Linked DNA regions of Mus musculus: all the other regions are linked to region 3. Evidence: chromatin contacts called from ENCODE Hi-C or POLR2A ChIA-PET data. All regions are on one chromosome and are shown on one strand. The core of a region is the stretch at or near the end of the contact, and the rest is flanking DNA. Distances in the headings are between cores, read along the strand shown.

The links. Hi-C counts contacts between places; a loop is a spot of excess contacts on that map. ChIA-PET counts read pairs that join two places held with the same protein, here RNA polymerase II (POLR2A).
Region 1: a map of heart shows a loop between it and region 3 (3-fold over the local background). The contact joins the promoter of Sipa1l2 here to the enhancer-like site in region 3. A Hi-C loop is called at or near these places in 5 of 37 maps with a recorded cell type or tissue (heart and left cerebral cortex). POLR2A ChIA-PET finds 5 or more read pairs at or near these places in 4 of 5 experiments (Patski and embryonic stem cell).
Region 2: a map of heart shows a loop between it and region 3 (2.0-fold over the local background). The contact joins two enhancer-like sites. A Hi-C loop is called at or near these places in 2 of 37 maps with a recorded cell type or tissue (both heart). POLR2A ChIA-PET finds 5 or more read pairs at or near these places in 3 of 5 experiments (all embryonic stem cell).

Annotation. Positions count from the first base shown.
Region 1 is chr8:125,568,557-125,571,256 of GRCm38, reverse strand. Sipa1l2 (signal-induced proliferation-associated 1 like 2) reads left to right here and starts at 1,394. Exons shown (of 22, transcript NM_001357372.1): 1 at 1,394-1,602.
Region 2 is chr8:125,487,547-125,490,246 of GRCm38, reverse strand. All of the region lies in intron 3 of Sipa1l2 (signal-induced proliferation-associated 1 like 2), which reads left to right. Among named protein-coding and RNA genes, the nearest start is that of 4930566D17Rik, 33 kb to the left of the region's middle. Within about 2 kb of position 1,311, at least 1 of the 3 ENCODE cell types and tissues checked has a DNase peak (open chromatin) inside an H3K27ac peak, as active enhancers do; it is heart, where a contact is called at or near this core.
Region 3 is chr8:125,530,795-125,533,589 of GRCm38, reverse strand. All of the region lies in intron 1 of Sipa1l2 (signal-induced proliferation-associated 1 like 2), which reads left to right. All of the region lies in intron 2 of 4930566D17Rik (a long non-coding RNA gene), which reads right to left. Among named protein-coding and RNA genes, the nearest start is that of 4930566D17Rik, 9.9 kb to the right of the region's middle. Within about 2 kb of position 1,254, at least 1 of the 3 ENCODE cell types and tissues checked has a DNase peak (open chromatin) inside an H3K27ac peak, as active enhancers do; it is heart, where a contact is called at or near this core.

The sequences.
Region 1 (2,700 bases), core at 145-2,644, 38 kb before region 3:
AGATGGTTGTAAGTTGCCACTGAGAGCCTGGTACAGAAGCCAGGTCCTTGGCAAAAGCAGAGAACGCCCTTAACTTCTGAGGAATCTGACTCACGCTGGCTTTTAGACAAGCTCCGTTGAATGCCTCATGGCTGGTATTTTTCTTGGAAACCCCAGCAATCTCCGTACCTTCGCCAAAAGAGGCATTTTATATTTGTTTCTGTAAGATACCTGAGCCCGCAGCCACGCCCTGCCTTCCTCTCTGGCGCTGTATTCCACAGTCTCTGCCCCGGTTTAATCTGCCCCCTCCCCCACCTCACCCCCAAGCACAGAGCAGGGTCTGGTAAAAAGTTTCCCAGAAAGCACTGCAGCACAGGACTTTTCTCAGACTTCATGTTTGTGGAATGCATACACAACTTCTGCAAACGGTAGGTATAGGGAGACCATCCAGAAAGACCTCAAAACCTGGAAATCTCAGGAGCATAATGTCATATACAGGTTGCTGGCATGTTTTACAAGGCCCATTCCTACGCATTACACCTGTATTTAAAATGATATATAAGAGATTGGACAATGTGCACGCAGAGAAATGCAGCTTGGGTGGGGACCCACTGTTTAAACTTCACCAGGATGTGTGCTCGTAGTAGGAAGCACTGCGACAGGGAAGGAGAGATAACATTATTAACATTATCTCTTCCAGGGAGGAGTTCAAAGTCCCAAACAAACCATTTCAGGACTCTGGGGACGTAAGGTGGAGCCAGCTCTGCCACCTGCTCCGGCCTTATTTACTCCTCCTGCCCGTGCATCTCAAAATAGAGCCCAACGCCGCTCTTCTGCAGCCGGCCGCAGGTGAGGCTCCCGGCGGTTGGGGGTAAAGGGGGTAGACAGGGCCGGAACACCGAGAGCAGGCGTGGGCCCGCTCGTGCATCGCTCCTGGCTCAGGTTCCCCGGCCCGCGCGACTACAGCTTGCACTTTTGCGTCAAGTCCGTCCCTCGGGCTTCGCCAGGCCGTGGTGACTCTCAAGGGTCCGGACATGGTGCGAGCATGTACGAATGAGAGTCCACACCCGGAGAGCACCGGTCGTTCCGAGGGCACCCGGGCTCGCGAGCACTCCGAAGCCGGCCGCCTGTCCCCGTAAGCCGAGGCCTCGCGCTCGCCGCGACCTGGAGAATCGCTCTCCGAGGACGCTCGCGCTCGCGCGCGCCCGACCGCGAGGGGCGAGTCTGGCCAGGAGGCGCGCCAATGGGCGTGGGCGGAGCGCTCGGGGCGGGGCCTGTCCGGTTGGCCAATGGGCGTGGGCGGAGCTTTAGGGGCGGGGACCGTCCGGCCACCGGCCAATGAGAGGGGGCGGCGCGCTCGGGGTGGGGTCTTTCGGGGCACCGGCCAATAGGCGGGGGCGGAGCGCGTGGGGGCGGTGCCGGGGCGGGCGGCGGCGGCGGGAGCCGGCTGCAGACGGAGCCGGGCGGCCGAGGACGCAGCGCGGCGCCTGGCGACAGCTCGAGCCGCGGGCGCAACGGCCGCGCGGGGAGCGCGCCCATGGGTAGCGCGGGACGGCGGCGGGCGGCGAGGCCCTGGCTTCTGCGCGCCGGCCCTGGCGGGGTCCAGAGGACCGCGGCTCCGAGGTGCGTGCCGGGGGGTGCGGGGTGCAGGGCGCAGGGACCGGACCTGCCCGGCTGCGCGCAACTTGCGGGCCGCTCCCCCGGGACTCCCGCTCCTTTGTACGCGCGGGCTCGCGTCTCCGCGGGTGAGGACCGCGGTCGGGAAGCGACCGGCAGCGCCGGCACATTCATTTGAGCCTGGTCGCAGAATCCCGAGAATCAATTTCGGCTCGTCTCCCGGAGAGCGAAAGCCGAGGACAACTTGGCGTCACCCCTTGGGGAGACGTTTGTCGTCATTAACCATCTTCGGCTACATTAATTCAGTCCGGGCCAACGTCAGCACGGGCGAACGGACAGCAAGTGCGTCCTCACGAATTGGGGCTGGGCGATACCTGATTTTGGTCAAAACAGGTCTTAGGCGCTTCGGGTTCTGCTTGGAGTTGCCTCGGTCTGCGCAAGGATGGCTTTGAGAAAGAAGGCCAAACAGCGAGGGGGAAAGGCAGAATGCAGAACACCCCAAAACCCAAGTCATCCGCAGAAAACGGGGCGTCTTGGTTATTCTCATTGGTTTTCCCCAGTAACTTCAAAATAGTCCCAGAAATGTTCCTTTTGTCTGCGGTTTCACTTCTAAACTTTAACACTAGATGGCTTTCTTATGACAGGCATTTTAGTCCGCTGCCCGCTTGAGTTTCCTGCGTCTGCAGTCTAGGCTGGGATTTATTTATTTATTTAACGTCTTACAAATTGGAATGAAAGGAAGAAACTATCCCAAACTGCTGCTTTATTTGAAACATAGTACTCCCCTGTAAGGCTTAAACTGGTTATTATATTTCTTTTTTCAAATATGGAAAGTGGGCTTTGATCTCTAGCGACCAGAGGTGACTACGAATGAGCGAGCTGCTTGTTACTGGGCTCTGCATCGCGGAGGTCTTGATGTCTTTGGAGAATGTGGAGTTCTTGGGTGGGTTTGGTGATAAGAGCTGCATAGATTTCGACATGCTGTTTATGGCTAGCTGGAGCGGTTTCCGGAACAGGCAGCAATGGGATCTATTGCAGGGGGTGGAGGGTGGTTGGGAGGGGGGAAGAATAGTCTATCTTCAGTTTTGGGCGCGTGTGAGGCTG
Region 2 (2,700 bases), core at 62-2,561, 43 kb after region 3:
ACGTTGAAATCATCCCAGGCTTCAGGCACTGCCGTGGGCCTTTCTGCTTTAGAGCAGCTTCCTCGGTACCCGTCACCTGGACAGCTCTCACCAAGGGCATGCTTCCTCCCCTCTGACATCGAGCTTTATTTAAACTTTACCCCCTTACTAAGTGTCCTGTGGTTACATCCATCCTGTGTTGTCCTCTGTGTCGCTCCTTGCACTGTGTAGCTGGATAACTCTGTGGGTTCCCCACCATTCTCTGCTCTTGCCTCGTTAATTCATAGGCTGGATATGCCCAAGTCCCTGCTGAAAGAATTCTGAGTTGACCAGATGTGTGTGGCTCACATGAGCAGGTACAGAGTTAGGCTTCCTTCTGCCGTTGTTCGGGACATCTTTCATATAGTATAGAATAAATTATTTCCACTTTTCTCTGTCTGACCATCTGTGTGCGACACAGGCTTTGTCACCAGAATGCTCCTTTCCCTGTTCCCAGCTCTCCTGTTTGAGTTCAGTCCTTGTCACAGGAAAGCCCAGAACCTCTGACTGACACCCCCATGTCGTGCCCTCCCTTACGTAGGAACTCTGGAAAGGAAGAAGACAGCTAGTTGCTTTTGGCTTTCGAAAATGACCTCAGCAAAACATGCTTCCTCCCCAAGACTTGTTATAGCTAGAAGCTGGCACATGAAATCAAGTCTGTAAGTGGCTTAGCATCCAGGCTGAGTGCTGGAGAGTTGGGCCTTCAGGAGGAAAGGTTCTCAGGTCCTAGTGTGCAAAAGCTTAACAGCTCCCACTCAAGTGCGTCCATCTCACCTCCAGAGTGTGTATGAGAGGAGCCAAGTTTACTGCCCCTGACTGATGGCACCACTGGACTTGTTAATGGCCTTGGAGTCTGTTGCAGGAAGTGATTTCTAATCTGGCTTTTCTGTCACTTGTGTAGACCTCTCTCCAGTGACCTCTGCCCTCTCTGATTGATGATGGAGACACTGGAGAGCTTTGGAAGCAATGCTCTCAGACTATTTAGGTTGGTAAAGAAATAAGTTAATCAGCTCCCAGAAATAGCTTGTGTGTACACACCCTGGAGTGTATGGTAAGGAGATGTAGCCGTGCTGGCTGGCAGTGCAAGACTCTTGGATTCATTTCTGACTGGGGGCTAGGCCGAGGACCTAGGAAGTAGCTGGAAATCTGAGTTCTAGACTGTCCTGTGAAGCCCACAGAATAAGGAAATGCACCAAAGGCCCTGGTTTCTCACTGGGAGGAAGCCTGGGAAGCCCAGCTGAGGGGGAGTGGCCTCAGAGGAAAGCTGCCAGGCTTCAGTGTAGAGGAGACTCCTGCTTCCTCAGGGCTACTTGAGATATAATTAAGAGCAGGAGTCATTAGGGACCAGACATTGGTGGCTAGAGTCCTGAGGATTCAAGTGTAGAGACAAGCTTAACCCCAGAGCCTCAGGGGTGTGTTTCAGAGAGGATGAGGCCAACAGCTGTGAGCCCTTGCTCTCCCTCCCTCCATGCTCTCCCTCCCTCCATGCTCTCCCTCCCTCCATGCTCTCCCTCCCTCCATGCTCTCCCTCCCTCCATGCTCTCCCTCCCTCCATGCTCTCCCTCCCTCCATGCTCTCCCTCCCTCCATGCTCTCCCTCCCTCCATGCTCTCTCTCCCTCCATGCTCTCCCTCCATGCTTTCCTCCATGCTCTCCCTCTGCCCACTTAGCTTCTTCCCTGCTGCGATGTTGAAATACTCTGACAAATGCAACCTTAGGGAGAAAGAGTCTATTTTAACTCACAGATAAGTAGGATCTATCATGAATGGGAAATCTGGACAGCAGGAGCTTGAAGCAGTCAGGAAACAGAGAGGAATGAGTGAGAGCCAGTATCCAGTATGTCCACTCCATTTTACCCAGCCCAGGAGTGGTCCCACTCACAATTAAGATGGCTCTTCCTATGTCAGTTACTGTAATGAAGACTGTCCCCACAGGTGTGCCCACAGGTCAGTCTTTCAGCTTGTCAGGTTGACAGTGCTTGCTTCAAGCTCCCCTCCCCTCGCTCCTTCCCTGCCTCACTTTTTCTTCCGTCTTTCAGTTTCCCCTTTCCTTTCTCCTTCCCCATCTCCTTCCTATATAAAATGGCATCTGACAGGACACATTTGACTTTCTTCAGCGGTGGAGGCAACTTGGAAGAAGCAGGGGGCAAGAGAGTGGCATGAGGCTCCCTCGTGGTGGCAGTGGCACTGCCCAAACTAAGCTGCTCCAGGGGAGCCTCATATTATCTGGGTTCACGTCTTCATCATCTCCCACAAGCCCCCACCCAGCTCCCTTCTCTCCAGTGCTTGCCTTCCTCTGCAGCACTGAGAATGAAGGATGCTGCAGTCAGAGAGTTTCACACTGGGTTGGAGCTGGAGGTGTTTGTGCAACGCTTGCCTCCCATGCGCAAGATCCTAAGTTCAGCAGCCAGTCTAATAAACAGAAATCCTGCACTATCCACCCCACCTCAACACCACGTTCCTATTTAGTGTCTGGGAACTCAGGAACTACCCCTTTGCCAAGGCTGAAGTGCCCGTCTGTGGAAGTCCGTGCTTAATAACCCAGGGCTGTGAAAGGGCCAGATGGAGAACATTAGTGATTCCTAGCCCACCCAATGCTGTCTTCAAGATGAGCTAAGGATTCAGGGACACCCTGCAAAGGACTTAGAGTAGTGCCTGTCTCACCACATGGGTGTTGTGCATTT
Region 3 (2,795 bases), core at 5-2,504:
TGAGGCCTGACTGACCCCAGGACCCAGATAAAAAAAGCCACAGTCCTGGGAAGCAGAGACAGGCAGAGTCCTTAGCCTAACCCTGAACTCCAGGTCCGTTGATAGACTGTCTCAGAAAGCAAGGTCAATGGGGAACAACACCCTATGGTGATCCCTGGTCTTCATATGAGTGTGTACATGCACACACACACACACACACACACACACACTTGGGACATGAAAAGTGTACTTGTTCTACTTGGTTCTCACAGAGAAGAGAGAGAGAGAGAGAGAGAGAGAGAGAGAGAGAGAGAGCACTAAGAGAAAGCCCTCGCTGTTGGTAGCTAGCCAGAGAAAGGGCTTACAAGACAAAAGTACTGTAGAAGCAACGCGGGTTCCCACCAGACACGGGTTAGAGTCCAAGCACAGCTCTGCCCGTGGATGGCACGTGGACCCAACCAACTGCATCCTAGGCTGCAGAGGCAGTTCCCTGGGGATTCCAAAGCCTATCAGGCAGATGGGGTCAGAGCTGGCACAGCTCACATCCGCTGTGCAGTTACAACAGCCTTGGGCTGCCTGGTCAGTGCAACTCCCACGGGGGTGGCTCCATCTCTGACCTGCTCTAGTGGAAAACTTTACTACCACCATTGGGCACCTCTGCTCTGCAGTGCAAATAGCTGGATAATTTTCTGGTTTAGTCTGGGAAACGGGAGCGTCCAAAATACTTGAGCTCCAGGCAGGCAGCTGCTAACTTTTCATTACCACATCTTCCCATTCAGATGCCCCTGGTTACCCATCCTTTAGACCAGCATCTGAAGGCAGGGCCCACAGAAGGCAGGGGCCTCTGCAGTTCACCCTCTGTTGTCTGTAGTCCAGGACCAAGAGCACCACTCCCACCCCACATACACTGAGTTACTGGGCTTTTTTTCTCTGCTAGACCTCCAGAGGGGCCGAGGTTCATTGCCTTTTCTATGTTGTACATTGCATGGAGACAGCCTGGAAGCCTGGCCTGTTTGCCTGCATGCGCACCTGGTAGATCTCGGTTGCCCCTGGCTACTGACCTGGTGCATGTGCACCACACTGGACATCGTGTCTCTCTCTGGTGTTCAGGAAGTACAGGGTCTCATTCCAGCTTTCTTGTGGAGCAGCCAGGCCTAGGGAGGAGCGGCTGTTGGTGAGTAGCTGCTTCTACAGGCTGGCCTCTGGCTGTGCACAGCTCCTGACTACAGCTTCTGGCTGTGCACAGCTCCTGGCCAAGCTCAGCTTCTGGAGGAGATGCTGGCGTTTGATTCACGTGGCTGTCGAGTCCACTGTCTTTTCTGTGTGCTCCCTCCCCCTTCCAGAAGAGCGTCTGAGCACAGGCTTGCTCTCCTCCTCTGTCAGCCTTGCTGTTGCCTTGTTCTCAGTGAACTAAGTTTCTTTCTCCTTTAGTTGTATTGAGCTTTGGTAACTTGTTTACTGTCTCAAACTCAGGCTGTGTGCAAATATAAATTTCCCCTTGATGTATCTTGCTGTCAGTTGTTGAAGCTTAGTTCTTGTGGGCATTCCTGAGACAGGCCGCAGAAGCAGGCAGTGGTAAAACCCTGGAGTGAGGGTAGACTTGGCAGAGGGATTCATTACTATTCTTGTTGCTGTGGTTGTGGACAGAAGCAACTTAATGGAGGAAGGACTTTTGCTTCCACACTGGAAAGATCTGGTCTGTCACGGGGGCAAGGCATGCAGCAAGAGCACCTAGCTGCTTGCTTTCATCTCAGTGGACCAGGAAGTAAAGACCAGACAGGAAGAGGGTTGGGCTATAAACCTCAAGGCTAGAAACCTGCTTCCTCCTATGAAGCCCCACCTCCTAAAGGTTCCTAACCTCCCAAAACAAAGCCATCAGCTGGAGGCCTGATGTTCCTGAGCCTGTGGGGGGCATTTCACAGTAAAGCCACATCAGGAGATGGGGTGGCCTGTCACATTGTGTGTCCTGGGGTCTCAGTTCCCTGGTGAGGCATAGGGTGGGAGAGTGGGAAGTACTGGGTGTGTGGATCACACACATACCCCCATGGACTCAGGAGACCCTGTGGAGGAAGCCTTTGCCGGAGACATGCTGCATCTCTGTGTGTGGCATCCCTGTCACCCCATAAGTCTCGCATCAGGAAGCACCGTTGGCCGAGCAGTCAGTACTTCAGGAAGTAAATCCGCCTTTCCTTTGGAGGTGATAGTGAGAAATTGTTTCTTTTTCTCATGCGTGTACCTCACGCATCTCACTTTTATGAACCAGACACAGTCACTCAGCATCCCTCCCTTGGACGCAGAAAAACCTCATTTCTCCTGGGATTCGTGTAGTAAAGTTGTTGGCAGGATTGAGCAAATTTCTCCCTGGAAAACATCCAAGCCTGGGACCAAGTAGGAAACAAGTCTGTGCCCACTCAAGTGTCTGGTGACAACTGAACTGTTTGCAAGTTATGCAGAAGATGTTTTTTAGAACTTGTCTCATCCTCAGGGTTTCAATTATTTTGATCCCTCCTCCCTCCCCCGACTCCAGAAAGGAGACTGAGGAGAAAATCCCTGCGAAGCTAAGCCCGAGTGACTCCCGCTATGGTAATTAATTGGCAGGAAAATCAATAATTGAGTGAGAAGTCTCTCAGTCAGTGGTGACAGAGACGGTGCAGTGAGATGCTAGTGAACTTGGGAGACAGCACCAGGGGCAGGGAGCTAATTGGATGAATTTACATACTGCATGCCTCTGTAGTGCCTGGGCTGCTAGTCAGTCGGAGACTCAGAGACCCAAATGTTCAAACCTCTTAAGCGTTTGACCCTGAAAGAAGCCTCAG